Regions from separate parts of the Homo sapiens genome. Here region 2 is linked to region 1. Evidence: read pairs that join two places in POLR2A ChIA-PET (ENCODE). Cell type or tissue: CD4-positive, alpha-beta T cell. All regions are shown on one strand. Each heading gives the region's core, and the rest is flanking DNA. Links, peaks and the distances in the headings are about the cores only. Region 1 overlaps CNIH4 (cornichon family member 4). Region 2 has its middle 39 kb from the start of WDR26.

Evidence for each region. ChIA-PET counts read pairs that join two places held together with the same protein. Peaks named below come from ENCODE experiments on the same cell type or tissue, not always from the same donor. Only the 100,000 strongest peaks of a DNase experiment are listed, where the experiment ranks them.
Region 2: POLR2A ChIA-PET joins it to region 1 with 5 read pairs; 4 of 35 experiments call an interaction of 5 or more read pairs at or near these places.

The regions. Positions count from the first base shown.
Region 1 is chr1:224,373,629-224,388,790 of GRCh38, reverse strand. CNIH4 (cornichon family member 4) reads right to left here. Exons shown (of 5, transcript NM_014184.4): 5 at 9,339-12,996. The coding sequence ends at 12,969. It overlaps WDR26 (WD repeat domain 26), which reads left to right. Exons shown (of 14, transcript NM_001379403.1): 14 at 1-3,645. Among named protein-coding and RNA genes, the nearest start is that of MIR4742, 17 kb to the left of the region's middle. RefSeq lists enhancers at 10,735-10,824, 11,195-11,244. In CD4-positive, alpha-beta T cell, for the core only: no CTCF peak of the experiment used is centred there; a DNase peak (open chromatin) is centred at 8,580; H3K4me3 peaks cover 626 bases; H3K27ac peaks cover 3,753 bases.
Region 2 is chr1:224,465,953-224,481,114 of GRCh38, reverse strand. It overlaps a transcript of CNIH3 not described here. Among named protein-coding and RNA genes, the nearest start is that of WDR26, 39 kb to the right of the region's middle. RefSeq lists an enhancer at 512-1,038 and a silencer at 6,956-7,125. In CD4-positive, alpha-beta T cell, for the core only: no CTCF peak of the experiment used is centred there; no DNase peak of the experiment used is centred there.

The sequences.
Region 1 (15,162 bases), core at 4,810-12,809:
GCAAAAGAGTAGGAATCAGCGATACAACCACTTTGGAAGTTTATAGTATAATTGAAATTATTAGAAGAATTCAGCAGGTTACAGACATACTTAAACTGGGATTAAAACCTCATAGTCATTTTTCTTAATTGCCCTTAATATTTTGACATATAGGGATACATAAATTTAAAGAATATTTTTTCTCAGTTTTTTCAGATATTGCCATACTGAACCTCATTCTAAACTGGTGCTGTGGATAGTCTTTCCCTCTCCCCTCCTGTTTTAGTTTAAGGAAAGGTTTCCTTCATGGAAAAGCACTTTTAATTTTGAGAATTTCACATTTAAAATAAGCCAAAAGCCTGATGTTCACATTGTGCTTTTAAACTCCGTAACAGCTGAATACAACATAACATAGTCTCCCTTGAAATTCCCTCCCTTTTTCAGTAGAGGATAAATAGGGTGACTCCAGCTGTTGGAATGAGAATGGGGATACCCCCAAAATAAGATTCTGGTGAAGAAAAAGTCTTGTACTAAGTTCCCCTTTAGGTGTAGCCAAGTCTATAATATAATTATGATCATGAATAGACTCCAGAATCCACAAAGAGAAGAGGGCTTGGATGTCAAAAATTCTTCCATTGTGGGGTAGGTGGTCGGGGATGGGAGAAAGGGAAAAGTCAGGGAAGGGGAGAAGAAAGAAAAACACATTTGGCCTTAAAATAGCATGCATTCTCCCAGAAGCCCATAGTAAAGAAAATGACAGATCGTGGTCAGCAGACTCTTATCAAATTGGTATGTAAAAGATTTCTTCAAGCTCCATTTTGCAGAGACCACCACTTAGAGAATCAAAAAATTCCTGTTTTGATACTTCTAAGTTAAAATATATGTTACAGTTTATCTGGTACTTCATTTTTCTTAACTAAAATTACTTTTTACTTTAAGCTTGAATAAAAATCTTCATTGGTAACTGTATGTAATTAAGTGGCAACTTCTCTTTACCTCAGTATAGTTAAAAACCATTCATATTTTAAGTGATTCATGTATACCCTGAAGCCGTTAATACACCCCAGTCTCTATGGTAACATCACTAAATGTGGGCATAGAAACTCCACAGCTGTTTACAAATTTGGTTACAGTGTGCTACGGTGCATTTGTAACACTCAGATTTGTGCCCATTCAGGGGCAATTTGGCACTCAGATTCTACTCTACTTCACCTAACCACCCCTAGATCTGAGTTTTCAGAGTGCTTCTGAAGTACAGTTTAAAAACACTTTTTAAAAAGTGGAGTAAAAGTGAGGCACATTTTACAAGAACATAACTCCTATTAAAACGGAGTAACAACTATGCAAAGGTTTCTATAGCAGCTAGGTGAGTTTGTTTTCCGGGTCTGTCTTAACTGGCAGCTTCCTGTACATACTGGTACTTATTTGCTGTAAACGTCTGTTTCATACATTTGCCATGCAGTGACTGTGCTCGAAAGGTGAAATCAATGGTAAAGAAGCCTAGGATTTTATGGTATGAGAAACTGATCGCAGGATTTTCTGATCCATAGCTATTAATTGAAAACTTCTGATAGTGCTGTAGGCTCTATAGTAGGCTTAAGAGTGAGTCTTATACTATGAAGCCAGCCACAAGATACTAACAAATGTATAAATTGAAAAGTACCAATACTTTTTGCACATAGATCAAAATAGAGTGGAGAATTTGGGCTCCAAAAATCAGGTTAGTAGGCTCATTTCCATGTGCTTAAAAATGTTTTTGTTGTTATGCATTGATTAAGGGCTAGAGCAAATATAAAATTAAATGTCTTTTTCCTCCAAATAATTGGTTATTAATGGTAAAATGTTGGACTTGGGGATTACTGAGATTAGTATGTGGGTAGTAAAGAATTGGAGTGGGAGTTAGTGGGGAGGGATGACAAAGCTTCAGCTTTGGTTTTTGTATTTTTTTAGTCTTCATAACAGCTACATTTCTGTTGCTCTTATTGGCCAGATAAATGTGTTATATTAAACCAGGTAAGTATTTTAAACAGAGAACATTTTATTTGCATATATCCCTACAAATTGGCCCATTTTATTGGGTGGGGGGATAAAAAAGGGATTCCCTAACTTTAAATAATCAGAATATCCTGCAATTGAAAGGAGAAAAAAATCCAATTTTGTCAGTATTTTCTTAGTCTGAAAAAAACAGCAGTAGTAATCTGGTGAATGTTATTATTAGGAGTGTTCTGCCTCTACAGTGGCATATTCCATGACATTAATAGAAAACCCTTCTTTCCCACCCCTCCCCATCTTGACATTTTCTTTTTTAGGATGTTGGTTCCTGCAAACAAGAACTGACCCTATCACCTCTGCCTCACAGTGGGTAAATATATCATACATCTCTTGAAAGGGAAAATATCCATGTCAGTTTCTTTCACAGTAGAAGAATGGCTGCTTTTGAATGGGGAGGAAAGAAGACATTTTTCTTAATATCCTTTTTGTCCCATCTCTAAAATGTATAAATATTTTGATTTGGTTTTACTTTAATTTCTCATTCATAATTTCGCAACTGTCCTTTTGGGTTGCCCTCCAACACATTACTTCCATTTCAGAAACCATATCTGATTTAATATAAACTGCTAACTTAAGAAGAGGTGAATTTGCATTTACACTTAGACACTTTCTAAAAACAGGGTGAACTTAATTGAAATTTTTCAGTGTTGTTAAGCTATTGTTATAGTAGCTGCCCTATAGTTACAAAAATAAAAACTATAAAAACCCATCCCCTATCTACTTAATCCAGATAGCCTGGATTTAACAAAACCAATAGTATAAAAATGTGTGTGTGTGTTCTGTGTGTGTGTGAGAGAGAGAGTACTTGATTCATTAAAAAGTCCTGGAAACAGCTGTTCTAGGATCTTGTCATTTTTACTGAAAGTCTCGTGCACATGTGAAGTGCCCTCTGAGTTTAAGGTTTGGTTAATACTGGTATATTTTTATAAGATTGAAATTGTGTCCCCATCTTTAACTTAAACATTTTCATTATCAGGGTCAATGTGCTAGAACTGAATTGTAACATTTTTAGGCACAGATGGAAAAAAATGTTATTGGCTCCTTGAAAATGTGTGTGTGTGGCGAGGGGAATAGATCCACAAAAGCATGTATGTACTTACAAACCAAGCTGTAGAGATCAAGAAAAGAACTTAAGTGTTGATCTCAAGATTTCTAAATTGTCAAGATTTACATGGCATTGTGGTGGAACTAGTTAACACTTAGAGCTTTTGGTATGTAATAACTATTTGCTATGGACTGATTAAATGTTTCAAAAGATTGTGTTCTTCAATTTTGGTGGGTTTTGATTTTTGTTTTTTTAACTGCCTCTCAGATTATATTTACTTAGTTTAAATTTCTTTGCTTTATTCATTAAAGTATAAAAACTTCAGGTCTCTGATATTTATTTTCACTTGTTTACTAATTATTTACAAAACACCCTTTGTTGACTTTTATTTTATAAATGTGTAATGTATTAAACGTCTTTAAATTTTTGTTCAACTGAAACTACATTAACTTTGATTTGCTTTACTGGGATTTTTTTTTAAAGACACTTTTTCCATGTCAGTGCGCAGCACTTAACCAGTCGTTTGTATTCCCTTTCTTTCAATCCAATAAACAGAATGAATACCTAAATAATTCTTGGTGTGTTACATCTCCTAATATCCATTAATCTGAATGTTTAAGTAGTACTCTTTTTGCCTAAAACATTTGCTGATTTTTTATGTATTTTAGAGAGAGTCTCACTGTGTTGCCCAGACTGGACTTGAACTGCTGGGCTCAAAATATCCTCCTGACTCAGCCTCTCAAAAGTGCTGAAATAACAGACACAAACCATCATGCCTGGCTATGATTTGCTGAATTTGCCTTCCATATATGTACCTAGAGTTTGTGAGTGATAGCTAAAGAAGCAGTGGTTAGTCTGTTGGGATCATCTTTTTTTTTTTTTTTTTTTTTTTTTTTGAGACGGAGTCTTGCCCTGTCGCCCAGGCTGGAGTGCAGTCGTGCGATCTCGGCTCAGTGCAACCTCTGCCTCCCGGGTTCAAGTGATTCTTCTGCCTCAGCTTCCCAAGTAGCTGGGACTACAGGCGCCCGCCACCACGCCCAGCTAATTGTTGTATTTTTAGTAGAGATGGGGTTTCACCATATTGGCCAGGCTAGTCTCGAATTCCTGACCTCGTGATCCACCTGCCTCGGCCTCCCAAAGTGCTGGGATTACAGACGTGAGCCACCGCGCCTGGCCTGGGATCGTCTTTTTAAGGGCCACTGTGCATTCATGGATAAACTTAGAAAAATTTTAGGAGTATTTGCATTTCAAAGGAATTGCATGCCCTATTTTGTTCAAAAATAAAGTTCAAATGTGAAAAATAAGTATTTGGCAGCCGACTAATGGTGAGTGTAGCTGTGAGAGGTATTGCTTCCATAGCTCACGGCTTAGAAAATCATGGTTTGCAGCTTCCTCTGATTAACAGGAAAGAGAAGGAAGAAGTTTTTCTACTTGTTTTCTTTAAATACAGCTATACCTTAACAGCAGATTTAGCTAATTTAGTCAGTTTATTCATCTACATTTAGAGTTCCATGCCAATTCCCAGGACCAGGTATAGAAATTTTCTCAGTCTTAACAAATCTAAGAGTACAGATTTTTTTTTAAAATACAATCTGGCCGGGCACAGTGGCTCACGCCTGTAATCCCAACACTTTGGGAGGCTGAGGCAGACAGATCACCTGAGGTCAGGAGTTCAAGACCAGCCTGACCAACATGGCAAAACCCCGTCTCCATTAAAAATACAAAAATGAGCTGGGCGTGGTGGCCGGCGCCTGTAGTCTCAGCTACTCAAGAGGCTGAGGCAAGAGAATCGCTTGGACCTGGAAGGCGGAGGTTGCAGTGAGCCAAGCTCGCGCCATTGCACTCCAGCCTGAGCGACAGTGCAAGACTCCATCTCAAAAATAATAATAAATAAAATACAATCTAATTCTCTTCCACTTAAGCAAAAGAAAAACTGGTATTTTATTACATCATTTAATGACTTCTCTTTTCCAAAAAAATCTAAAACTTAAGATTCAACAAACAGAAGTATTCCCCTCATCATATCACATCGTTCAAGAATCTTTGTTGTTGGTTTTGTGGCAGTAGGCTCTTCTCCCTCAAACTTGATTAGCCTACTTAAATGAGCTTGCTATATATGAAACATTCTAGTCATGTACTTAAAGTTATTAAATCAGCATGTAATTATAGCTAATGTGGGAATCAAAAGGACAAATAGCAAATTTTCAATCAAGTTTATTTTGTTGTGTTTTGTTTCTTGTTCTCAGATGAGACAAGTTTTAACTTCCCTTTCTGATGTAAGGAGTAGTGGCTTCCTTGGTCATGATATTAAAGTTGGCGCAACTTTATGTACATTCGTCCTTCCTATATGATTAAGACTTTAGAATTCTTTCATACGCTCAGGAAAGACATTTAAGACAATTAGCCATGGTGATAGAACAGATCTGGAATAAAAGTGATTTCACTGCAACTTTAGCTTATTTTTAAAAACATAAGAAAATGCCTGTGTGGCTTTTTTCCCTACTGTTTTGAATATAAGAAATAGAGCTACACATTGGATTGGAAATTGTATTCCAGGTAGTTTCCAAATGTTGAATAATTTTCCCTCATCCCCCATAGCTGAAGAATATCAGTTTGTGTCCTAAGCATTCAGAAAAGGGATCCCTGATTTTATTAACATCAACAAAACTTTTTAAAAATCTTTTTTAAAGAACAGGCAGATGCACTTCTGATAGGAAACAAAATACATTTTGGATCTATATGCTATATTCTGTAAAAGAAAATTAACTGTAGATGAACATGCCTGAACCTTTCACAGGTAAGTATGTTTAAGTGGGCTTTTTTGTCCCATTAATGGATTTGCATGAAAAGACCTTTTCAGTAAGTTTCTGTTAACTTGTACACAAACTAAACAACTAAATTGGTTTTCCTTTTTCTTTCTGTTCTTCCTCTTAGTAAAAGTAGACAATTGGAGTGCCTGTTAGATGCCAGGCACTAAGCTAAGCATTTCACGTACATTATTTAACTGTCTACTGTAAACAAGTATTACTGCCCACTATTTTCCAGGTGATAAGCTTGAAGATATAACCTGTTATTCCAAAGCCTGCAATTTTAACCTCTAAATCCAAATGCATGTGAGTCAGTTGGGGGCTTTTCTAAGTTTCAGATTTCTGAGGCACCTTTCAGATCTCAAAAGGGAGATCTGGAATTTGTGTGTGTGTGTGAACACTCCAGGTAATTTTATTTTTAAGTTTTTTTATGCAGAGACGGGTAGGGGGAGCGTCTCACTTTGTTGCCAAGGCTGGTCTCGAACTCCTGGCCTTATGCAGTCCTCCCACCTTGGCCTCCCAAAGTGCTGGGATTATAGGTGTGAGTCACTGCTCAAGACAAGGTAATTTTATGCTGTCAGCCTGGTACCAATTCATTTGTTGGTGTTTGAAAACCAACCACAAGACCATAATGCTATGTTACATCAGTGAAAAGAACAAAAAGCAGGAGCAAGAAGGGCATTCGGAGGAACTAACCACATTAATTTTACACCTATTTCACATACACCTATTTGGTTATTGAGCAACAAGTATTCATTTGGGTGCTTACTGTAGGCCAATCACTATGAGTGTGAGCCATTCATATATATTCTCATTTAAATATCAAAGTAGCTTTGTGGGGCAGATATGCTAATTCTCATTTTACAAATGAGGGAAATAGGCTTTAAAAGGTATATGTATGAAGGAGCTGGGACTCAAACCTAGGTGCCTCTGAGCTCATGTTTTTAGTCACTACACCATATAATATTTCTTTGGTGTCTATAGATGGCCACTTACCTTGGAAAAATTGACTGTTAAAACTTGTCAAAGATAGATGAAAAGTTTAAGGCCCCACTTTGATTCTAGTGAACTCCTTAACTGACAGAAGGAAATGACACTTGAAATTCAGGAGACTCCTTCATATTGATTGCTTCGGGGTTTTTTGTTTTTTTGTTTTTTAAGTCTCGCTCTGTCACCCAGGCTGGAGTGCAGTGGTGGATCTCAGCTCACTGCAACCTCTGCCTCCCAGGTTCAAGCGATTATATCACGTCTCAGCCTCCAAGTAGCTGGGACTAGACACGCACCACCATGTCCGGCTAATTTTTGTTTATTTTTTATTTTTATTATTTTTTTGAGATGGAGTCTCACTGTGTTGCCCAGGCTGGAGTGCAGTGGTGCGATCTCGGCTCACTGCAACCTCTGCCTCCCAGGTTCAAACAATTCTCCTGCCTCAGCCTCCCAAGTAGCTGGGATTACAGGCACCCGCCATAACGCCTGGCTAATTTTTGTATTTTTAGTAGAGACGGGGTTTCACCATGTTGGTCAGGCTGGTCTGGAATTCCTAACCCTGTGATCCACCCGCCTCGGCCTCCCAAAGTGCTGGGATTACAGGCGTGAGCCACCGTGCCCCATTTTTGTATTTTTAGTAGAGATGAAGTTTCACCATGTTGGCCAGGGTGGTCTTGAACCCCTGCCCTCAAGTGATCTGCCTGCCTTGGCCTCCTAAAGTGCTGGGATTACAGGCATGAGCCACCGCACCCGGCCTGATTGCTCTAATTGTAAAACAGACTCAAGTTTTGTAGAGGGAAACCTCCACAACAAATTTTAATCTTTTTTCAAGAGACAGGGTCTTGCTCTGTTACCCAGGCTAGAGTACAGAGATGTGATCATAGCTCTCTGTAACCTTGAACTCCTGGGCTCAAGCCATCCCTCCACGTCAGCCTCCCAAGTAGCTAGGACTATATAGGTGCCTATATCGGCTAATTTTTTTTTAAGAGATGGGGTCTCACTATTTTGCCTAGGGGTGTCTCGACCTCCTGGCCTCAAGTGATCCTCCCACCTTGTCTTTCCAAAGTGCTGGGATTACAGGCATGAGCCACTGTGCCTGGCCTAGATACTTAATTCTAAGGAATTGCCAGTTTGTGTGACACTGCTCCTCTAGTCGCATGTGTTTTAAGAACCCTTATCTTACAGAGAAACATACTAAAATATGACAGATGTAACAAGGTCTGGGATTTGCTTCAAAATGGAGGGCAGTGGAGGGCAAAGAAGGTGGTAGGTAATGGATAAAAGAAGAATGACTGTAAGTTTATTTTTTTTCTCTGCTGTTTGAATCAGCAAGTATGACCGTAAGTTGATTATTGTACCTGGTAAAATAGAAAATTACCAACTAACACGGGTAAATCCTATTACTCTGTCCCAGAAAGTTGGCAAATTTATATAAAGCTACCCCAGAGGATTCAACCTGCTCCACAGGTCTCTTTCTGATAGATACCAGTGGCAGTCAAATGTGTTACTTTTAATTAAGCAACACGAGAGGTTCAATTCTCACCCAGTTTGCATCCAACCTGTGAAATAAGATCTAGAAAACAGGAATTAAAGTGTATGTTCAACTAACTCACATTCTAACTAGGTGCTAACGTTTAATGGGAACTGATATAGATGAAACCAAGATTGCTCCATAACGGATGTAGCAAACCAAATATACAGCAGAGGAAGCCACAGGCAAACCACTGAGTTCTCTCTCAGCCTGCTGATTCCGACCACCCACCCACTCACTCTTCTCCACCCAGCTTCAGAGGGAAGCAATTAAAAATAAAAGCAGCCTTTACCCAAGAACTTATTAAAGAGCACCTGAGCTCAGAACCAAGTTAGCTCAGTGAACAGTCCCTTCAGCATGTCCAGACCATTATTGTGATTACTGTAGTGAAGAATGATAACCCGAAAGCTTTGAATGACCTTCAGTCATTAGACTGTATTTAACTGAAGCAAAAAAAAGTTACCTTTTCAAAAATTCCTGAAAAATATGGCTTAGATCCAAAAGGCTTCATTTACCAAGAATATTTCAATCTTTGCTATACTACATAGTAAAATAGTATATTTGGTTTAAAGTACATAAACTCAGGTGACAAAGATCCAGATATTGTAGAATTTCAAACTTACCTTCTCTATCTTGCTGCCCTTTTCCATATATTAGAACAAGTTTATTTAGATTTTGGGGACAACTAATTATACCTAGTATATAATATTTCTCACTACTTGACAAAGTATTACCTGTTAGCAAAGCTGATTTCTCCAGTCTCAAGTGAACCAGTTATAGCCATTTCCTAGCCTAGCATGTCAGAATATTTCATAATGTGACTGTCTTGAAAACAAAGATGGTCAACTTTGATTATGTTGCTCCATTGCTGCTTCTCTGACTTAAAGGCCATCAGTTTGACTTCTTGCTGAAAAAGCAATAGAACACCACAATCAGGTTTACTTATTCACTCAACAATCATTTATTGTTTGTGTGCAAGGCACTGTGTTAGGTGCCAAGAGCAGAAGGAAGAAGATACAAATATGAATGGGCATATTCTGCCCTCCAGGAACATACAATCTAAGAGTGATTAATTGCATACAAATAACTGTAATACCAGATAGAATGTGGTAAGTGCCATGGGAGATACTACTATAGGAAGCTTTCTTAGCTCTTAACTTCAAAGACCAGGTCAGGTTTTGTCCTACTGTAGTCTGTGGCAGGCATGAAAAGGCAGCTGAGGGGACCTGCTAGGCTTTGATGAACTGAGCTGCATCTTGGATTTCGCTTCCTCTTCTTTCTCAGCCGAGGTTACGGTGATTAGCAAGGGCAGTTGCTACCACTGAAAGGATAGAAGGAAAAAGGCAAGGGAAAATGATACGTACTAAGATGCACATAGGAGCACTCGATAGTAGTCTATGGACCGGGCCCTGGGTACTGCCATTATAGAGGGAAGGGGAAGAGGAGTGGTAAGGGAGAGAGAACACTGGACTAAGCCTCAGCATTCAGATGTTCCCAGTTACAACACCCTGAACGATCTCTAGGCCTCAGCATTCAGATGTTCCCAGTTACAACACCCTGAACGATCTCTAGGCCTCAGCATTCAGATGTTCCCAGTTACAACACCCTGAACGATCTCTAGGCCTCAGCATTCAGATGTTCCCAGTTACAACACCCTGAACGATCTCTAGGCCTCAGCATTCAGATGTTCCCAGTTACAACACCCTGAACGATCTCTAGGCCTCAGCATTCAGATGTTCCCAGTTACAACACCCTGAACGATCTCTAGGCCTCAGCATTCAGATGTTCCCAGTTACAACACCCTGAACGATCTCTAGGCCTCAGCATTCAGATGTTCCCAGTTACAACACCCTGAACGATCTCTAGGCCTCAGTTTATCTTTGGGATGAGGGAGTTAGACAAAATGATCTCTAAGGTCCTCTACAACTCTCCAATCAATGAAAAGGGGAGAACATTTATAGCATCTTAAACATGGCTTTTTAAAGTCAGTGCTTTTATCCCCCTTTCATGATTTGTAGAAGTGCCCCTAAAAAAATTGTTTTTGAGCTGGGCGTGGTGGCTCACACCAGTAATCCCAACATCTGGGAGGCCGAGGCAGGAGAATCGCTTGAGGCCAGTAATTTTGATACCAGCCTAGGCAACATAGCAAGACCTCTGTCTCTACAAAAAATTCGCTGGGCATGGTGGTGTGCACCTACTCCCAACTACTTGGGAAGCTGAGGCAGGAGGACTGCTTGAGTCCAGGAGTTCAAGGCTGCAGTGTACCACGATTGCGCCAGTGCACTCCAGCTTGGGCGACAGGGCAAGACTCTGTCTCTAATTAAAAAAAAAAAAAATTTAACTACAGTGATCCCCCACTTTCCTGGCTTTGATAGACAAGCAATACAAGAAGGAAGAGTTTTTGTTTTTAACCACAGCTAATGTTTCAGAAGTAAGGAGCTTTGACCTCTGTTATAAACATGGCACCTTTCTGATTTGCTTAGCCTCAGCAAGCCTGATGTACTGTAAACTGACAGCCCAAAGGCTCTCTCAACTGCATGAGTCACTGTTTTGGTTACTAAGAATATCTGAATGAGAAGGTGAAACATTTTGGTCAAAAGTCATCTACATGGCCAGGCGCAGTGGCTCACACCTATAATCCCAGCACTTTGGGAGACCAAGGCAGGCAGATCGTTTGAGGTCAGGAGTTTGAGACCAGCCTGGCCAACATGGTGAAACCCCATCTCTACTAAAAATACAAAAATTAGCCAGGAGTAGCTAGCCGTAATCCCAGCTACTTGGGAGGCTGAGGCAGGAGAATCGCTTGAACCCAGAAAGCAGAGGTTGCAGTGAGCTGAGATCACACCACTGCACTCCAGCCTGGGCAACACAGCAAGACCCCATCTCAAAAAAAAAAAAAAAAAGATCTCTACCGCCTTTAAGTAGCTTATCTCTCAGTTGCAAGGATTTAAGTTCTCCAACAGCTTCGTTGCTTTAAAAAGCTTGAGCAGAACATGAAGAGGCACAGGAAGTTAGGAGGAAAGGCAGAGTGAAGGGACTGTTTTCTAAGCAAAAGCTGCCTCAGAGGGAAAAGGTATGAAAAAGAGATGCAAGCAAAGTAATGTCTGTTACACAGCTTCTTGGCCCTGTGCCTGACAGAAATATAAGATTACCACAAGGAGCAATTTCTGTGACCCCAAAGAGGCCAGCAGAGCCAAGTTCACTTTGCCTACCATTTCACCGTTCCTTTTGTGTGTTGCCAGGGCACTACTTCCAGCCTTGAAACATGGTCTGTCTGCACAGGGAGTTTGGCTTAGTGGCTCCCTTGCTTCTGCCAAGGCTAGACCTGGTCAAGGACTAAAAGGACATGTAACATTTAATCTTTTGGGTACCACACACCCTGTTTAGCCACCCAATTCTATCTCAACTAGAGTGAATAATGCCTTTGGATTCTCCCACAGAACACAGTCATGTTTTGCCCAAATGCCAGTGCTTAAGATAGCAACATTAAACCACAAACTAGGACTGAGGATAAATTGCCAGGTTTATTTTACCCTGTAAGAGCTGGCAAACAGAGCTAAGGAGGTGAACTGCTCTCCCACCTGCAAGAGTTTACAATATAACTCCAAGGAACAGAGTTTGGTTGTATATTGCTATGTCCATGAAATGGCTTGCATTTGGTCTCCCAGTTCACAACGTGGTCAGTGCAGAGGGATAGAAGTGTTGATCTGGCACCACGTGGCGCACCAAAAGGCTCAATTTCACAGACAGCAAATAACTATTCCTGCTTCTAATCTGATTAGCATCTTCTACCCAAACCCATGAAAATACGTTATCAGGGAGATCAAATACAATTGGAATAACTGCAATACGAAAACCAGACTGGCAAGAGCCAGTGGGGATTTTCTGGGTTTGGGGGTGATTGTGGAGGTAGTAGCTTTTAAATGAAAGCTCTTGACAAAATATTTCCTTTCTATCAGCAGGAACTACATTGTACCTGGGGAAAATGGCTTATAAGGTTTCACAAATTGTGCAAAGAAATATATATATTTTGAGATGCCATTCTCTGTTGACATTCTTGTGAAAAGACTTTTAGCTGACAGTCTCATAAATCTTTAAACCATATTAAATGAAGTTGTCACAACACAAGCAAAAAGGGTAATTTTTCTTCTTTTGTCCAGATCAACAGTGTTGTTTTGTACTCTAACTTTTCAGTAGACCTGAAGGGCACCTTTGCTCGCTCATCTCTTCAGTTTGCCCTTTAAAGTGTGTTCTTTATTTCTTTGGCATGCAAAGCTGGGATGGCAGTCCTGTTCCTACATACAAATAACCACCTTCAACATACAGAGGATGAAAAACACCTTCAAGTGTTGGCGTTCAGGCTAAAGTTGAGAACTAGAAATCTACAGAAACTCAATTCATGTTTTTTAAATACTTTATATGGTAAAAATACAGCAAAAATAGTTTTTTGTTCCAAGAGGAAAATATATACTGCTATGGTCACGGTTCTAAGGATGATTTAAGAAGTCTCTGGCTCCTCAACTGTGCACTGTAGTGTAGGCTGACTTCAACCACGGCTTCTCCAGCTTCAGTCATTTATCAAAGCTAAGATCATACTGTGGAAAGAAGAAATGAATGTCACTAATGTTTTCTCAGGAATGTTCCTACAGAGCCTGGTTTGTCCAGACTTGCGTCCCTAAGGTTCACAAAGGAACAATCATTTGAGTAAAAGACAATCATTCATACCCAAAGGAAAGAATATATTAGGATCTTTCATGTCCAAACTTTTTCACTAAAAAAGAGTGACTGGGGGTGGGGAGTTGGGGGAAGTACAACTTAAAACCTATGTTAGGCTATAGTTAAAAAAATAAAAACAAAACAAAACAAAAACAACCTAGCTCAGTTAAAAAAAAACAAAACAAAACAAAAAACACCTATGTCCAGAAAAAAAAACCTTTAAATTCTCTAGCCAGATACATACTGTTCTATGCCTGGAACCTCTTCTCCCCATCCCACCACTCCATCAAAGCAGTAACTTCTTACTCAGGTTTTGTGATTGGCTCTAGGGCACCTCGTTGGGGAAGCTGGCCTCTCAGCCCAGGGCAGTTGCACAGCCTCCTTCCACAGCTCTTCTTCCTGCTGCTGTGGCTTACATGTTGTCTCTACCACTGGACTATGAGCAACTCTTGAGATGAAAGCAGGGCCCAAGCATTACCACTTTCATGTTCTACTAGCAACCGGGCCTGCAATTACCAAGTTCCAAGCTTTTACCGTAGGGGTTCTGTGCTGCTCCTCTGTGTCACTTGCAATGTTGTACACAATGTCTGACACACAGCAGTCACCCAATAAATGCTACGCCACTAAAATTGACACAGTTAACAATAACAAAACCATCCTTTCCTTTGAAATACTGGGATCAGCCTTGCTCTGCTGAAATGAAATGCCTAAAATACACAAAAATATCCTTACATCACTTATGGTATAAATAATTGTCCAAATTCAACCATACTAAATGTACTCAATGCACAGTAAAAATTAATGATAGCAGCTAATATTTTTTAAAGATTTTTGAGAGTTTACTATGGGTCAGCATAAACAAGTGTCTTACATGTATTATCTCAGCCCACATTAAAATGTGATGAGGTAGGTACTATTAATATCATTAATATCCCCTTTTCAGATCAGAAACTGAGGCTCAGACAAGTTAAGAAACTTGCCCCAGGCCGGGTGTGGTGGCTCACGCCTGTAATCCCAGCACTTTGGGAGGCCGAGGTGGGTGGATCACCTGACCAACATGGTGAAACCCTGACTCTACTAAAGATACAAAAATTAGCCGGGCATGGTGGCGTGCGCCTATAATCCCAGCTACACGGGAGGCTGAAGCAAGAGAATCCCTGGAACCTGGGAGGCGGAGGCTGCAGTGAGCTGAGATCATGCCACTGCACTCCAGCCTGGGGGACAGAGTGTGAGACTCCATCTCAAAAGAAAAAAAAAAAAGAAACGAAACTTGCCCCAGGCCACAGTGTAAGTGGTAGAGCCCACATTCCACTAGGCTAGCACCCAATCAAAAAACCAAAAGCATAGATTCCCCCATTCTCTAAAGAAGATGAGCATTTTTTCAAAACTTTAACTCCATTCAACAAGTCCTGAAATGTCAACTAGGTCCAAGGTATTAGGCAAGGTGTGGCAGATGTTAGATACAAAGACAAGTAGCATAAAATCTCTGCAATCAAAAGCTAATGACTTGGTAGTAATAGCAAAACCACTGTTTAAAAACAGCAACCAAAAACCAAGAGAAAAGTGCTACAAGGACATCTTCTGACCCTCTGAACTATATGTAACACCAAAGGGTAACGTAATAGCAATGTGGCTGAAAATGACAGGCTGATAGGGAAGGGAAAGGAAGGGAAGAGAGAAAAGAAAACTGTACAGCCAGTGAAGTACACAGCTGCCCAGGCAAACCAGTTACATGAGTTGCCTATCTTTTATTTAGTTATAAAGAACAATATCTTAAACCTGCCCCAAAATTACATCTTAATTCCTCCAGTCCAACTCCCCACCACTTTATTTTTTCTTTTTTTTTGAGACGGAGCCTTACTCTGTCACCCAGGCTGCAGTGCAGTGGCATGATATCGGCTCACCGCAACCTCCACCTCCCGGGTTCAAGCGATTCTCCTGCCTCAGCCTCCCGAGTAGCTGGGATTACAGGCGCCCGCCACCACACCTGGCCAATTTTTGTATATTTAGTAGAGATGGGGTTTCACCATTTGGGCCAGGCTGGT
Region 2 (15,162 bases), core at 4,015-12,014, 93 kb before region 1:
TGCCATCCATGTAAGATGTGACTTGCTGCTCCTCGCCTTCTGCGATGATTGTCACCCCTCCCCAGGCACGTGGAACTGTAAGTCCAATAAACCTCTTTCTTTTGTAAATTGCCCAGTCTCATGTATGTCTTTATCAGCAGCATGAAAATAAACTAATACAGTAAATTGGTACCAGTAGAGTGAGGCATTGCTGAAAAGATACCAAAAAAAATATGGAAGCAACTTTGGACCTAACAGGCAGAGGTTGGAACAGTTTGAAGGTCTCAGAAGACAGGAAAATGTGGGAAAGTTTGGAACTTCCTCAGAGACTTGTTGAATGGCTTTGACCAAAAGCCTAATAGTGATATGGACAATAAGGTCCAGGCTGAGGTGGTCTCAGATGGAGATGGGGAACTTGTCGGGAACTGGGGCAAAAATGACTCTTGTTATGTTTTAGCAGAGACTGGCAGCATTTCGCCCCTGCCCTAGAGATTTTTGGAACTTTGAATTTGAGAGAGATGATTTAGGGTATCTGGCAGAAGAAATTTCTAAGCAGCAAAGCATTCAAGAGGTGACTTGGGTGCTGTTAAAGGCACTCAGTTTTATAAGGGAAGCAGAGCATAAAAGTTCAGAAAATTTGCAGCCTGGCAATGTGATAGAAAAGAAAAACCCATTTTCTGAGGACAGATTGAAGCTGGCTGCAGAAATTTGCACAAGTGAGGAGAAGCCTAATGTTAATCCCCAAGACAATGGGGAAAATGCCTCCAGGGCATGTCAGAGGTCTTCACAGCAGCCCCTCCCATCACAGGCCCAGAGGCCTAGGAGAAAATGGTTTCAGGGGCCAGGCCCAGAGTCCCGTGCTGTGTGCGGTCTAGGGACTTGGTGCTGTGTGTCCCAGCCACTTCAGCCGTGACTAAAAGGGGCTAAGGTACAGCTCAGGCTGTTGCTTCAGAGGGTGGAAGCCCTAAGCCTTGGCAGCTTCCACATGGTGTTGAGCCTACGGGTGCGCAGAAGTCAAAGAACTGAGATTTGGGAACCTCCACCTAGATTTCAGAAGATGTATGGAAAGACCTGGATACCCAGACAGAAGTTTGCAGCAGGGACAGGGCCCTCATAGAGAACCACTGTTAGGGCAGTGCAGAAGGGAAATGTGGGGTCGAAGCCCCCACACAGAGTCTCTACTGGGGCAGCACCTAGTGAAGTTGTGAAAATAGGGCCGCTGTCCTCCAGACCCCCAAATGGTAGATCCACTGACAGCTTGCAGCATGTGCCTGGAAAAGCCACAGACACTTAATGCCAGCCCATGAAAGCAGCCAGGAGGGAGGCTGAACCCTGCAAAGCCACAGGGATGGAGCTGCCCAAGACCATAGGAACCCATCTCTTGCATCAGTGTGACCTGCATGTGAGACATGGAGTTAAAGGAGATCATTTTGGAGATTTAAGATTTGACTGCCCTGCTGGATTTCAGACTTGCATGGGGCCTGTAGCCCCTTTGTTTTGGCCAATGTCTCCTATTTGGAATGGCTATATTTATCCAATGCCTGTAACCCCATTGTAATTAGGAACTAACTTGCTTTTGATTTAACAGGCTCATAGGTGGAAGGGACTTGCCTTGTCTTAGAAGAGACTTGGGACTGTGGACTTTTGAGTTAATGCTGAAATGAGTTAAGACTTTGGGGGACTGCCGGGCGCAGTGGCTCACGCCTGTAATCCCAGCACTTTGGGAGGCCAAGGCGGGCAGATCACTTGAGGTCAGGAGTTTGAGACCAGCCTGACCAACGTGGAGAAACTCCGTCTCTACTAAAAAATATAAAATTAGCCGGGCGTGGTGACGCATGCCTCTAATCCCAGCTACTTGGGAGGCTGAGGCAGGAGAATCACTTTAACCTGGGAGGCAGAGGTTGCAGTGAGCCGAGATTGCGCCATTGCACTCCAGCTTGGGCAACAAGTGTGAAACTCTGTCTCAAAAAAAAAAAAAAAAAAAAAAAAAAGACTTTGGGGGACTGCTGGGAAGGCATGATTGGTTTGGGAATGTGAAAACATCAGATTTGGGAGGGGCCAGGGAGGGAATGATAACAGTTTGGCTGTGTCCCCACCAAAATCTCAGCTTGAATTCCCACATGTTGTAGGAGGGATCCAGTGGGAGGTAATTGAATCATGCGGGCAGGTCTTTCCCATGCCGTTCTTGTGACAGTAAGTCTCACCAGATCTGATGGTTATTATAAGGGGGAGTTTTTCTGCACAAGCTCTTTTTTGCCTGCCACCATCCACATAAGATGTGACTTGCTGCTGCTCCTTGCCTTCTGCCATGATTGTGAACCCTCCCCAGCCATGTGGAACTTTAAGTCCAATAAAACTCTTTCTTTTGTAAATTGCCCAGTCTTAGGTATGTCTTTATCAGCAGCATGAAAACAGAGTAATACACTGATGAACATCCACAAACATCAAGACTATCCAGGACCTCAGCAAACGAACTAAATAAGGTACCAGGAACCAATCCCAGAGAGACAGAGATATGTGACCTTTCAGACGGAATTCAAAATATCTGTTTAGAGAAAACTCAAAGAAATTCAAGATAATACAGAAAATGTATTCAGAATCCTATCCCATAAATTTAACAAAAATTGAAATAATTAAAAATAAGCAGAAATTATGGAGTTAAAAAATGCAATGATCTACTGAAGAATGCATCAGAATCTCTTAATAGCAGAACTGATCAAGCAGAAAAAAGAATCCGTAAGCTTGAGAAGAAGCTATTTGAAAATACACGGAGGAGACAAAATAAAAAAGAATGAAGCATGCCTACAAGATCTAGAAAATAACCTCAAAAGGGCAAATCTAAGAGTTATTGGCCTTAAAGAGAAGGTAGAAAAAGAGATGGGGGTAGAAAGTTTATTCAAGATGATAATAACAGAGAACTTCCAAAACCTAGAGAAAGATAACAATATTCAAGTACAAAAAGGTTGTAGAAAACCAAGCATATTTAACCCAAAGAAGACTACATCAAGGCATTTAATAATCAAACTCCCAAAGGTCAAGGAAAAAGAAAGGATTCTAAAAGCAGCCAGAGAATAGAAACAAATAACATACAATGGCAATATGTCTGGCAGCAGACTTTTCAGTGGAAACATTACAGGCCAGGAGAGAGTGGTATGACATATTTAAAGTGCTAAAGGGAAAAACTTTTACTCTAAAATAGTATATCTGGAAAAAAAAATCCTTCAAACATAAAGGAGAAATAAAGACTTTCCCAGACAAACAAAAACTAAGGGATTTCATCAATACCAGACCCTTCCTACAAGAAATGCTAAAGGGAGTTCTGCAGCCTGAAAGGAAAAGACATTAATAAGCAATAAGAAATTATCTGAAGGTACAAAACTCTCTGGTAACAGTAAGCACACAGAAAAACACAGAATGTCATTAACACTGTAATTGTGGTATGTAAACTACTCATATCTTAAGTAGAAAGACGAAAAGATGAACTGATCAACAAAAATAACTAAAACAACTTTCATGACATAGACAGTATAATAAAATATAAACAACAATAAGTTAAAATGCAGGAAGACAAAGTTAAAGTGTAGAGTTTTTATTAATTTTGGGGGTTTTGTTCATTTGTTTTTTGCTTGTTTGTTTATGCAGGCAGCATTGTCATCAGTTTAAAATAATGGGTTTGTGGGCATTTCAGTTACTCCATCTAAACTATAGGACTGGATTTGGGGTTCTCCAATATAAGCAGGCAGAAGAATCTCCTAAAGAATTTGTTTGAAATTCAGAATTCGACTTAGGAGATTAAGATGGTGGATACGAGGAAAGACTAGCTTGCGCGTCCCACTCAGATGGACAGAACAGCATGTGGAGACTCACATCGTGAACTTTTGCTCCAAGAACTACCATAGGAACATACCAAGAAAGCCGAAAGAATCCACACACCCTTTGAAGGAACTTCATCACCCCTGCAGGCTCCCTGAGATGCCAAAAAACTGTGAGTCCGCTTGCTTTCTCAATGGGGAGGCTCATGGGGAGGCTGCTTGCTTTCTCAATGGGGCAAGTTCTCAGCCCTGGTCACCAGCTGCTTAGAAATAAACTTGGTGCTGTTGCAGGGGCATGGTGGGAGTAAGATCAGCTTTAGGACTGTGGGCTGCTTGGGAGCAGGGTGAGGCCTGTAACTGCCGGCTTTCCCCCAGTTCCCTAGCAACCTGTACCTCGCATCTCAAAACTAACATTGAATGTAAATGTCCTAAACACTCCACCTAAAAGACACAGAATGTTCTTTTTGCTTAGGATAGCTTTGGCTATTCCAGGTCTTTTGTGGTTTCATATAAATTTTAGGATTTTTTTTTCTATTTCTGTGAAGAATATCATTGGTATTTTGATAGAGATTGCATTGACTCTGTAGATTGCTTTGGGTGGTATGGATATTTTAATAATATTGATTCTTCCAGTCCATGAACATGGACTATCTTACCAGTTTTTGGTGTCTTCTTCAGTTTCTTGCATCAGTGTTTTATAGTTTTCATTGTAGAAATCTTTCACTTATTTGGTTAAATCCTAAGTATTTAACCCATTTCCTATTCAGACAAAAAAAGTGCAGCTCGCTGCCAGTGCTCATTTCTCAGGGCAAATGGGTAATGGGTTAAATTTATTTGTAGCTATTGTAAATGGTATTACTTTCTTGATTTCTTTTTCAGATTGTTCACTGTTGGCATATAGAAATGCTACTGATTTTTGTATGATGATTTTGTATCCTGAAACTTTACTAAATTTGTTTACCAGTTCTGATAGTTTTCTTAGTGGAGTCTTTAGGTTTTTCTGAATATTAGATGTATTATCTGCAAACAAGGCTAATTTGACTTCCTCCTTCAATTCTGATGTCCTTTATTTCTTTCTCTTGTCTGTTTGCTCCAGTTAGGACTTGAATAACAGTGGTGAAAGTGGGCATCCTTGTCTTGTTCCAGATATTTGAGGAAATGCTTTCAGTTTTCTACTTTAAGTATGATATTAGCTGTGGGTCTGTCCTAGATGGCTTTTATTGTATTGAGGTATGTTCCTTTAATACCCACTTTTTTGGAGGATTTTTATCATGAAGGGATGTTGAATTTTTTCGAATGCTTTTTCAGCATCAACTTAAATGATCATATAGTTTTTGTCCTTCATTCTGTTGATATGATGTATCACACTGACTGATTTGCATATGTTGAAACATCCTTGCATCCCTGGGATAAACCCCACTTGGTAATGATGAATGCTTTTTTTAATGTGTTGTTGAATTTGGTTTTCTACTATTTTGTTGAGGATTTTTGCATCAATGTTCATGAGGAATATTGGCCTGTAGTTTTCTTTTATTGGTGAGGCTTTGTCTAGTTTACTGGTAATACTGGCCTCATAGTGCATAGTTTACAAGTATTAGGTTTACAAGTATTCCCTCTTCCTCTATTTTTTGGAATCATTTGAGCAGGGTTGGTATTATCAGTTTTAAAATATTTGGTAAAATTCAGCAGTGAAGCCATCAGGTTCCAGGCTTTTCTTTGCTGACGAAATTTTTATTATGGCTTCAATCTCATCACTTGTTATTTGCCTGTTCAGGTTTTGGATTTCTTCATGGTTCAGTCTTGGTAGGTTGTATGTATCTAGGAATTTATCTGTTTCTTCTAGACTTTCCAATTTATTAGCATATAATTGCTCATAGCCACTAATCATCCTTTGAATTTGGCAGTATCCGTTGTAATGTCTCCCTTGTCATCTCTGATTTTCTTTTCTTTTCTTTTCTTTTTTTTTTTGAGATGGAGTCTCGCTCTGTCGCCCCGGCTGGACTGCAGTGGCGCAATCTCGGTTCACTGCAAGCTCCGCCTCCTGGGTTCATGCCCTTCTCCTGCCTCAGCCTCCCGAGTAGCTGGGACTACAGGCGCATGCAGCCACGACCAGCTAATTTTCTGTAGTTTTAGTAAAGACGGGGTTTCACCATGTTAGCCAGGATTGTGTTGATCTCCTGACCGTGATCCGCCCGCCTCTACCTTCCAAAGTGCTGGGATTACAGGCTGAGCCACCGCGCCCAGCCTCTGATTTTCTTTTTTTTTTTTCTTTTTTTTTTGAGATGGAGTCTCCTTCTGTCGCTCAGGCTGGAGTGCAGTGGCACGATCTCGACTCACTGCAAGCCCCGCCTCCCGGGTTCACGCCATTCTCCTGCCTCAGCCTCCCAAGTAGCTGGGACTACAGGCGCCCGCCCACTGCCACGACCGGCTTTTTTTTATTTTTATTTTTTTGTATTTTTTAGTAGAGACGGGGTTTCACCGTGTTAGTCAGGATGGTCTCGATCTCCTGACCTTGTGATCTGCCCGCCTTGGCCTCCCAAAGTGCTGGGATTACAGGCGTGAGCCACCGGCCCGGGCTCCGATTTCCCTTATTTGGGCCTTCTTTCTTTTTTTCTTAGTCTGGATAAAGGTTTGTCAATTTTATCTTTTCAGAAAACCAACTTTTTGTTTCATTGATCTTTTGTATTGTTTTCTTCATTTCAATCTCACTTATTTCTGCTCTGATCTTTATTATTTCTTTTCTTCTACTTATTTTGGGTTTGGTTTGCTCTTGCTTTTCTAATTCTTCAAGATACATCATTATATCGTTTATTTGAAGTTTTTCTTCTTTTTTGATGTAGGCACTGATACCCATAAACTTCCCTTTTTTGATGTATGTCATAGTTTTTGGTATGTTGTGTTTCCACTATCATTTGTTTCAAGAAAACTTTTTCTTGAAAAACTTTTTTTTTTTTTTTTTGAGGCGAAGTTTTGCTCTTGCTGCCCAGGCTGTAATGCAATGGCACAATCTCGGCTCACCGCAACCTCTGCCTCCTGGGTGCAAGTGATTCTTCTGCCTCAGCCTCCCAAGTAGCTGGGACTACAGGCATGCACCACCATGCCCAGCTAATTTTGTATTTTTAGTAGAGACGGGGTTTCTCCACGTTGGTCAGGCTGGTCTTGAACTCCTGACCTCACATGATCTGCCCACCTTGGCCTCCCAAAGTTCTGGGATTACAGGCATGAGCCACTGTGCCTGGCCAAAACTTTCGTTTTTTTATCTCTTCATTGACCCACTGGTCATTCAGGAACATACTGTGTAATTTCCTTGTGTTTGTATAATTTCCAGAATTCCTCCTGTTATTGGTTTTTAGTTTTATTTTATTGTGGTCAGAGAAGATATTTGATATTATTTCCATTTTTTGAATGTTTTAAGACTTGTTTTGTACCCTAACATAGGGTCTTTCCTTGTGAATGATCCATGTGCTAAGGAAAAGAATGTGTGTTCTGCAGCCATTGGATGAAACGTTCTGTAAATATCTATTAGGTCCATTTGGTCTATAGTGCAGATTAAATCCAATGTTTCTTTGTTGATTTTCTGTCTAGGAGATGTGCCCAATGCTGGAAGTGGGGTGTTGAAGTTTCCAGCTATTGTTGTCTCTCTCTCTCTCTCTTTAGCTCTAGTAATATTTCCTTTACATACCTGTGTGCTCTCATGTTGGATGCATATATATTGATAATTGTTATATCCTCTTGCTGAACTGACCTCTTTATCATTATATAATGACCTTTTTGTCGCTTTTTATAGTTTTTGTATTGAAACCTATTTTGTGTGATATAAGTATAGCTACTCTTGCTCTTTTTAGGTTCCCATTTGCATAGAAGTGGTGAAGTGTATTTCTTTTAGGCATCAGATCACTGGGTCTTGTTTTGTTTTGTTTTGTTTTTAATCCATTCAGCCACTCTATGCCTTTTGATTGTTGAGTGTAGTCGATTACCAATTACTTATTTTATTGATAAGTAAGGACTTATTCCTGTCATTTTGTTGTTTCCTGGTTGTTTTATGGTCTTCTCTTATTTCCTTCCTTCCTGTCTTCCTTTTAGTGAAGGTGATGATTTTCTTGTGGTATGTTTTAATTTTTTGCTTTTTAATTTTTGTGTATCCATTGTACGTTTTTAAATTTGAGGTTACCATGAGGCTTGCAAATAATATCTTCCAAACCCATTATTTTATTTATTTTTTTAAATACAAACTAAGGCTTTTTCTTCAATTATCTCTATCATCCACAGTAAAAGGAAATAAGTCACCTGCAACTGATGCCAAACCCTCCTGCCAATGAGAGATAAGCAGCTCTGGGTAATTTCACATAGCCCAGCAAAGACAGTTTCCTTGAATTCTTATGAAAAATTGGCCCTAAAATCTATCAGGATGACTTATTCATGAGAATCATCTGAGATACCCATTATAAATATAGTTGTCCAGAATCTTAGGTGGTTGTGGGAGAGGAAAGCTCCTGTAATTCTGAATTTTGTGGTTTTTGATTTTTAATTTTTTTATTTCAATAGGATTTTTGGGGAACAGGTGGTGTCTGGTTACATGAATAAGTTCTTTAGTGGTGATTTCTGAGATTGTGGTGCACTCATCACCCTAGCAGTGTACACTGTGCCCAGCGTGTAGTCTTTTATCCCTCACCATCCTCAATCCTTTTCCCCAGGTCCCCAAAGTCCAATGTATCATTCTTATGCCTTTGCGTCCTGATAGCTTAGCTCCCACATATTAGTAAGAATATATAATGTTTGGTTTTCCATTCCTGAGTTACTTCACTTAGAATAATAATTTCCAATTCCATCCAGGTTGCTGCGAATGTCATTATTTCTCTCCTTTTTATGGCTGAGTAGTATTCCATGATGTATACATATATACCATGTTTTCTTTATCCACTTATAGATTAATGGACATTTGGGCAGGTTCCATATTTTTGAAATTGTGAATTGTGCTGCTATAAACATGCATGTGCAAGTATCTTTTTTATATAATGACTTCTATTATCATATAGAAAATGTGATATCACTTCATTTTAAATGGTTTTTATGCAAAAGACAGGCAATAACAAATGCTGGTGAGGATGTAGAGAAAAGGGAATCCTTATACACTGCTGGTGGGAATGTAAATTAGTACAACCACTATGAAGAACAATTTGGAGGTTCCTCAAAAAAACAAAAATAGAGCTATCATATGATCCAGACATCCCATTGCTAGGGAAATACCCACCCTCCCAAAAAAAGGAAATCAGTATATCGAAGAGATATCTGCACTTCCATGTTTACTGCAGCACTATTGACAATAGCCAAGATTTGGAAGCAACCTAAGTGTCTATGAACAAATGAATGGATAAAGAAAATGTGGTACATATACACAATGGAGTACTATTCAGCTATAAAAAAAAGAATGAGAGGCCGGGCACGGTGGCTCACACCTGTAATCCCAGCACTTTGGGAGGCCGAGGCCGGTGGATCATGAGGTCAGGAGTTCAAGACCAGCCTGGCCAAGATGGTGAAAGCCCGTCTCTACTAAAAATACAAAAAAATTAGCCAGGCATGGTGGCAGGTACCCGTAGTCCCAGCTACTTAGGAGGCTGCAGCAGAGAACTGCTTGAACCCAGGAGGCGTAGGTTGCGGTGAGCCGAGATCACGCCACTGCACTCCAGCCTGGGTGACAGAGCGAGACTCCATCTCAAAAAAAAAAAAAAAGAGAGAATGAGATTCTGTCATTTGCAACAACATGAACAGAACTGGAGGTAGTTATGTTAAGGAAATAAGCTAGGCACTGAAAGACAAACTTTGCGTATTCTTACTTATTTGTAGGAGCTAAAGATTAAAACAACTGAACTCATGGAGATAGAGCGTACAATGATGGTTACCAGAAGCTGGGAAGGGTAGTGGGGGAGTGGGGAGGAAGAGGGGATGGTTAATGGGTACAAAAAAATAGAATGAATGAATAAGAGCTAGTATTTCTGCCAGGCACTGTGGTTCACGCCTGGAATCCCAGCACCTTGGGAGGCCAAGGCGGGCAGATCACATGAGGTCAGGAGTTCTGGTCTCGAACTCCTGACCCTGTCTCTACTAAAAATATAAAACATGAGCTGGATGTGGTGGCGTATGCCTATAGTCCCAGCTACCCGGGAGGCTGAGGCAGGAGAATCACTTGAACCCAGCTTGCAGTGAGCTGAGATTGTGCCACTGCACTCCAGCCTGGGCAACAGAACAAGACCTCATCTAAAACAAACAAACAAACAAACAAAAAACCTAGTATTTGCTAGCACAACGAGGTGACTATAGTAAAAAATAATTTAATTGTACACTTTTAAATAATTAAAAGAGTACAACTAGATTGTTTGTAACACAAACGATAAATTCTTGAGGTTATGGATATCTCATTTATCCTGATGTGATTATTACATATTGTATGTCTGTATCAAAATAGCTCGTGTACACCATAAATATACATACCTACTATGTACCCCCAAAAAAGAAACAATGCAAGCAAGAAGACAATGGAACAACATCTTTAAAGAACTGAAAGAGATGGCCAGGCATGGTGGCTTGTGCCTGTAAACCCAGCGCTTTGGGAGACCGAAGTGGGAGGATCACTTGAGCCCAAGAGTTCAAAACATAGGCAGATCCCATTTTTACAAATAAACAAAAAACAATAACAACTGAAAGAGGGCTGGGTGTGGTGGCTCACACCTGTAATCCCAACACTTTGAAAGGCCGAGGCAGAAGGGTCACTTGAGGCCAGGAGCTGAAGACCAGCCTGGGCCAGACAAGGAGACCCTTGTCTCTACAAAAAAAGTTTTACAAAATTAGCTGGGCCTGGTGGCACACACCTGTAGCCCTAGGTACTTGAGAGGATGAGGCAGGAGAACCACTTGAGTCCAAGAAGGCTGCAGTGAGCTACGATCGTGCCACTGCACTCCATCCTGGGTGACAGAGTGAGACACTACCTCTTAAAAAAAAAAAAAAAAAAGGCCAGGCACAGTGGCTCATGCCTGTAATCCCAACACTTCGGGAGGCCGAGGCAGGTAGCTCACAAGGTCAGGAGATCGAGACTATCCTGGCTAACACAGTGAAACCCCGTCTCTACTAAAAATACAAAAAATTAGCCGGGCATGGTGGCGGGTGCCTGTAATCCCAGCTACTCAGGAGGCTGAGGCAGGAAAATGGCATGAACCCGGGAAGCAGAGCTTGCAGTGAGCCGAGATCGCGCCACTGAACTCCAGCCTGGGCAACAAAGCGAGACTCTGTCTCCAAAAAAAAAAAAGAAGAAGAAGAATAACTGAAAGAAAGAACTGCCAAGTTTAAATTATACACCCAGTTTTTTAAAAACCATATTTCAAAAATGAAAATAAAGATGTTTTCAGATTTTTTTTAAATCTGGCAGAATTCATCACTACCAGACTTTAAAAAATATTAAAGGAAGGCCTGAAAGTAGAAGGAAAATGATACCACATGGAAATATTGATCTAACCAAAGGAATGAAGAGTGTCAGAAATGGTTACCACACAGGTAAAATATGTAAGATGTTTTTCCTATTATTTATGTCTCTTTAAGAGATAATTGAGTCCTCAACAAAATATTAATAAATTAAATTCAGCAATATCAAAAAAGAATTAGCCAGGAATGATGGCACATGCCTGTGGTCCCAGCTACTTGGGAGGCTGAGGCGGAGGGATTGCTTGAGCCTGAAGTTTGAGATTACAATTAGCTATGATTTGCACCACTGCGCTCCAGTCTGGGTGACAGAGCAAGACTCTGTCGCTATAAAACAAATAAATAATAAAAAATTCTTTAAAATTATACATCATAACCAAGTTGGACTTATTACAGGTATGCAAGGCCAGTTCAATATTTGAAAATCAGTCAATATAACCCATCATATCAACAGGCTAAAGAAGAAAAATCAGGCTGGGCAGAGTGGCTCACACCTGTAATCCCAGCAGTTTGGGAGGCCAAGGTGGAAGGATCATTTGAGTCCAGGAGTTCAAGACCAGCCTGGGAAATATAGCAAAATCCTGTCTCTACAAAAAAAATTAAAAATTAGCTGGGCATGGTGGCATGCACCTGAAGCTCCAGCTTCTCAAGAGGCTGAGGTGGGAGGATCACTTGACGCCAGAAAGTAAAGGCTGCAGTGAGCCATGATTGCACCACTAAACTCCAGCCTGAGTGACAGAACAAGACCCTGTCTAAAAAATAAAATAAAATAAAAAAGAAGAAAAGTCATATGACCATATTGATATAGAAAAAGCATTTTACAAAATCCAGTTCCCATTCACGTGCACAAAAAAAAAAAAGTTTCACAAACTAGGATTAGAGAGGAACTGACTCAACTTGATAGAGAGCATCTACCAAAAAACTACAGGTAACAGCATAATTAGTGGTGAAAGACTGAAAGACTGAATGCTTTCCCCCTAATATCAGGAACATGGCATCACCATTCTTTCTTTTTTTTTTTTTTTTTTTGAGACAGGGTCTCACTCTGTCACGCAGGCTGGAGTGCAGTGGCAGTGGCATGATCATAGTTCACTGCAGCCTTTAACTCCTGGCCTCAAGTGATGCTCCCACCTTCTCCTACCACAGACGTACTCTCATCATTCTTATTCAACACAGTACTGAAAGTTCTAGCCTATGCAATAAAGAAAGAAAAACAATAAATGCAGACAGATTGGAAAGAAAGAAATAAAATTGTCCCTATTTGTAGATGACAATTATCTACACAGAAAATCCTAATAAATCTATTTTTAACTGCAATTTTAAAAATTAATAAGGAAGGTCACTGGACACAGAATCAACACACAAAAATCAACAAACATGTAGAAACCAAAGCTGAAAACACAATACCATTTACAATTGCTACAAAGCAAATGAAATACTTAGTTATAAATCTAACAAAACATGTATAAGAGCTGTATGCTGAAAATTACAAAATGTTGATGAAAGAAATCACAGAAGACCTAAATAAATAGAAATACTGTGTTTATGACTTAGAAAACTCAACACTAAAAACATCAATTTTTCCCAAATTGATTTACATAATTCCTATCCAAATTCCAGCAAGGCTTCTTATAGATATAAATAACTTATTCTAAAATTTATATGGAAAGGTAAAGGACCTAAAATAGTTACGACAATTTTGAAAAAGAAGAATGTTGTAAGAAGAATCATTCTACCCAATGTTAAGGCTTACTAAATAACTTCAGTAATCAAGACAGTAGAGTACTGGTGGAAGAATAAATATGTAGATCAATGAAATATAATAGAGGAAACAATAGAATCACAAAAGAATGTACAACTGATTTTTTTAAAGAAAAAAGGTACAAACATGATTTAATAGAGGAAGGACGGCCCTTTCAACAATTGGTGAAGAAAAAAAAAAAGTCTGTAGGCCAAGAAAAAAAAAGAAGAGCCTCATACCTTTTACAAAAATTAACTTAAAATGAATCATTGATTTAAACATACCATGTAAAACTATGAAACTTTTGGAAAAAAAAAAAACAGGAGGAAATCTTCAAAACCTACGGCTGGGAGAACAGTACTTCAACTTGATATCAAAACTATGATCCCAGCCAGGCGCAGTGGCTCATGCCTGTAATCCCAGCAATATGGGAGGTCGAAGTGAGTGGATCACCTGAGGTCAGGAGTTCGAGACCAGCCTGGCCAATATGGTGAAACCCCGTCTCTACTAAAAATACAAAAATTAGCCGGGCTTGGTGGCACCTGCCTGTAATCCCAGCAACTCAGGAGGCTGAGGCAGGAGAATTGCTTGAACCCAGGAGGCAGAGGTTGCAGTGAGCTGAGATCGCACTATTGCACTCCAGCCTAGGCAATGAGAGCAAAACAAAAACAAACAAACAAACAAACAAAAACTATGATCCAGGAAAACTTGATAAATTGGACCTCTTAAGAATTAGAAAATTTTGCTCTGTGAAAGCTCCTGTTAAGAGAATGAAAAGAGCCAGGCATAGTGGCTCACGCCTGTATTCACAGCACTTTGGGAGGCAGAGGTGGGCAGATGGCTTGAGTCTAGCAGTTCAAGATCAGCCTCAGCAACATTTCCAGCAGTTCAAGAAATGTCTCTACAAAAAACAGAAAAAATTAGCTGGGTATGGTGGCACACACCTGTAGTCCCAGCCACGTGAGAGGCTGGGGTGGGATGATCACTTGAGCCCAGGAGGTCAAGGCTGCAATGAGCCATGATCACACCACTGCACTCCAGCATGGGTAACAGAGTGAAACCCTGTCTCAAGAGAATGAAAAGATAAATTACAGACTGGGAGAAAATATTTGCAAGCCAAATATCCAACAAAGGATTTAGTATCTAGAATATAAAGAATTTCCAAAACTCAACAGTAGAAAAGCAAACAATATAATTAGCAAGTGTACTAAAAACATTTCACTGAGGAGTAGATACAGGTAACAAGCTAATAAAAAGATGTTCAACCTCAGTGATTAGGGCAATCTAAATTAAAACCACAATGCATTATCACTACATGCCTAACAGAGTGATAAAATAAAAAATGTCAAATTCTGGCAAGGATATGGGAAAAACTGGATCACTCTTACATGGCTGGCAGGAATGTAGAATGGGATAGCTACTCTGGAAAATATTTTGGCATTTTCTTTTAAAACTAAAAGTGCACTTACCATACAACCCAGCAATTGCACCCTTGGGCATTTATCCCAGGCAAATGAAAACCTATATGCGCTCTGCAATCTATACATGAATGTTGATAACAACTCTATTTATAATAGCCAAGAACTAGATACCACCCAAATGTCCTTCAATGTATAAATGGTTGAAGAAACTGTAGTACATCCATACCACAGATACTACTCTGCAACATAAAGGAAAAAACTACGATAGAATTAGGCCTTGGCTGGTTCTCAAGGGAATTATGCTGATTGATTTTTTTAAAAAGCTACAGACTGTATGACACTACATAAGTGATTCCATTTACGTAATGTATTTGAATAACAATATTAAAAGATGGAGAACAGAAGAATGGCTGCTGGGGTTATGGACTGGGGAGAAAGAAGGTAGATGTGACTATAAAAGCATCAGGGAGGCTTATGGTGATGAAATGGGTCTGTATCTTGATTGTGGTGGCAATTACACAAAGCTACATGTATGATAAAACTGCATAGAACTACATACACACACAAATGAGTGCATGTGTAACTGGTAAAATCTGACTAAACCCTGTGGATTGTACTAATGCCAATTTCTGGGTTTTTGTTTTTCGTTTTTTGTGTTTTTTTGAGAAGGAGTTTCATTCTCATCACCCAGGCTGGAGTGCAATGGCGAGATCTCAGCTCACTGCAACCTCCGCCTCCC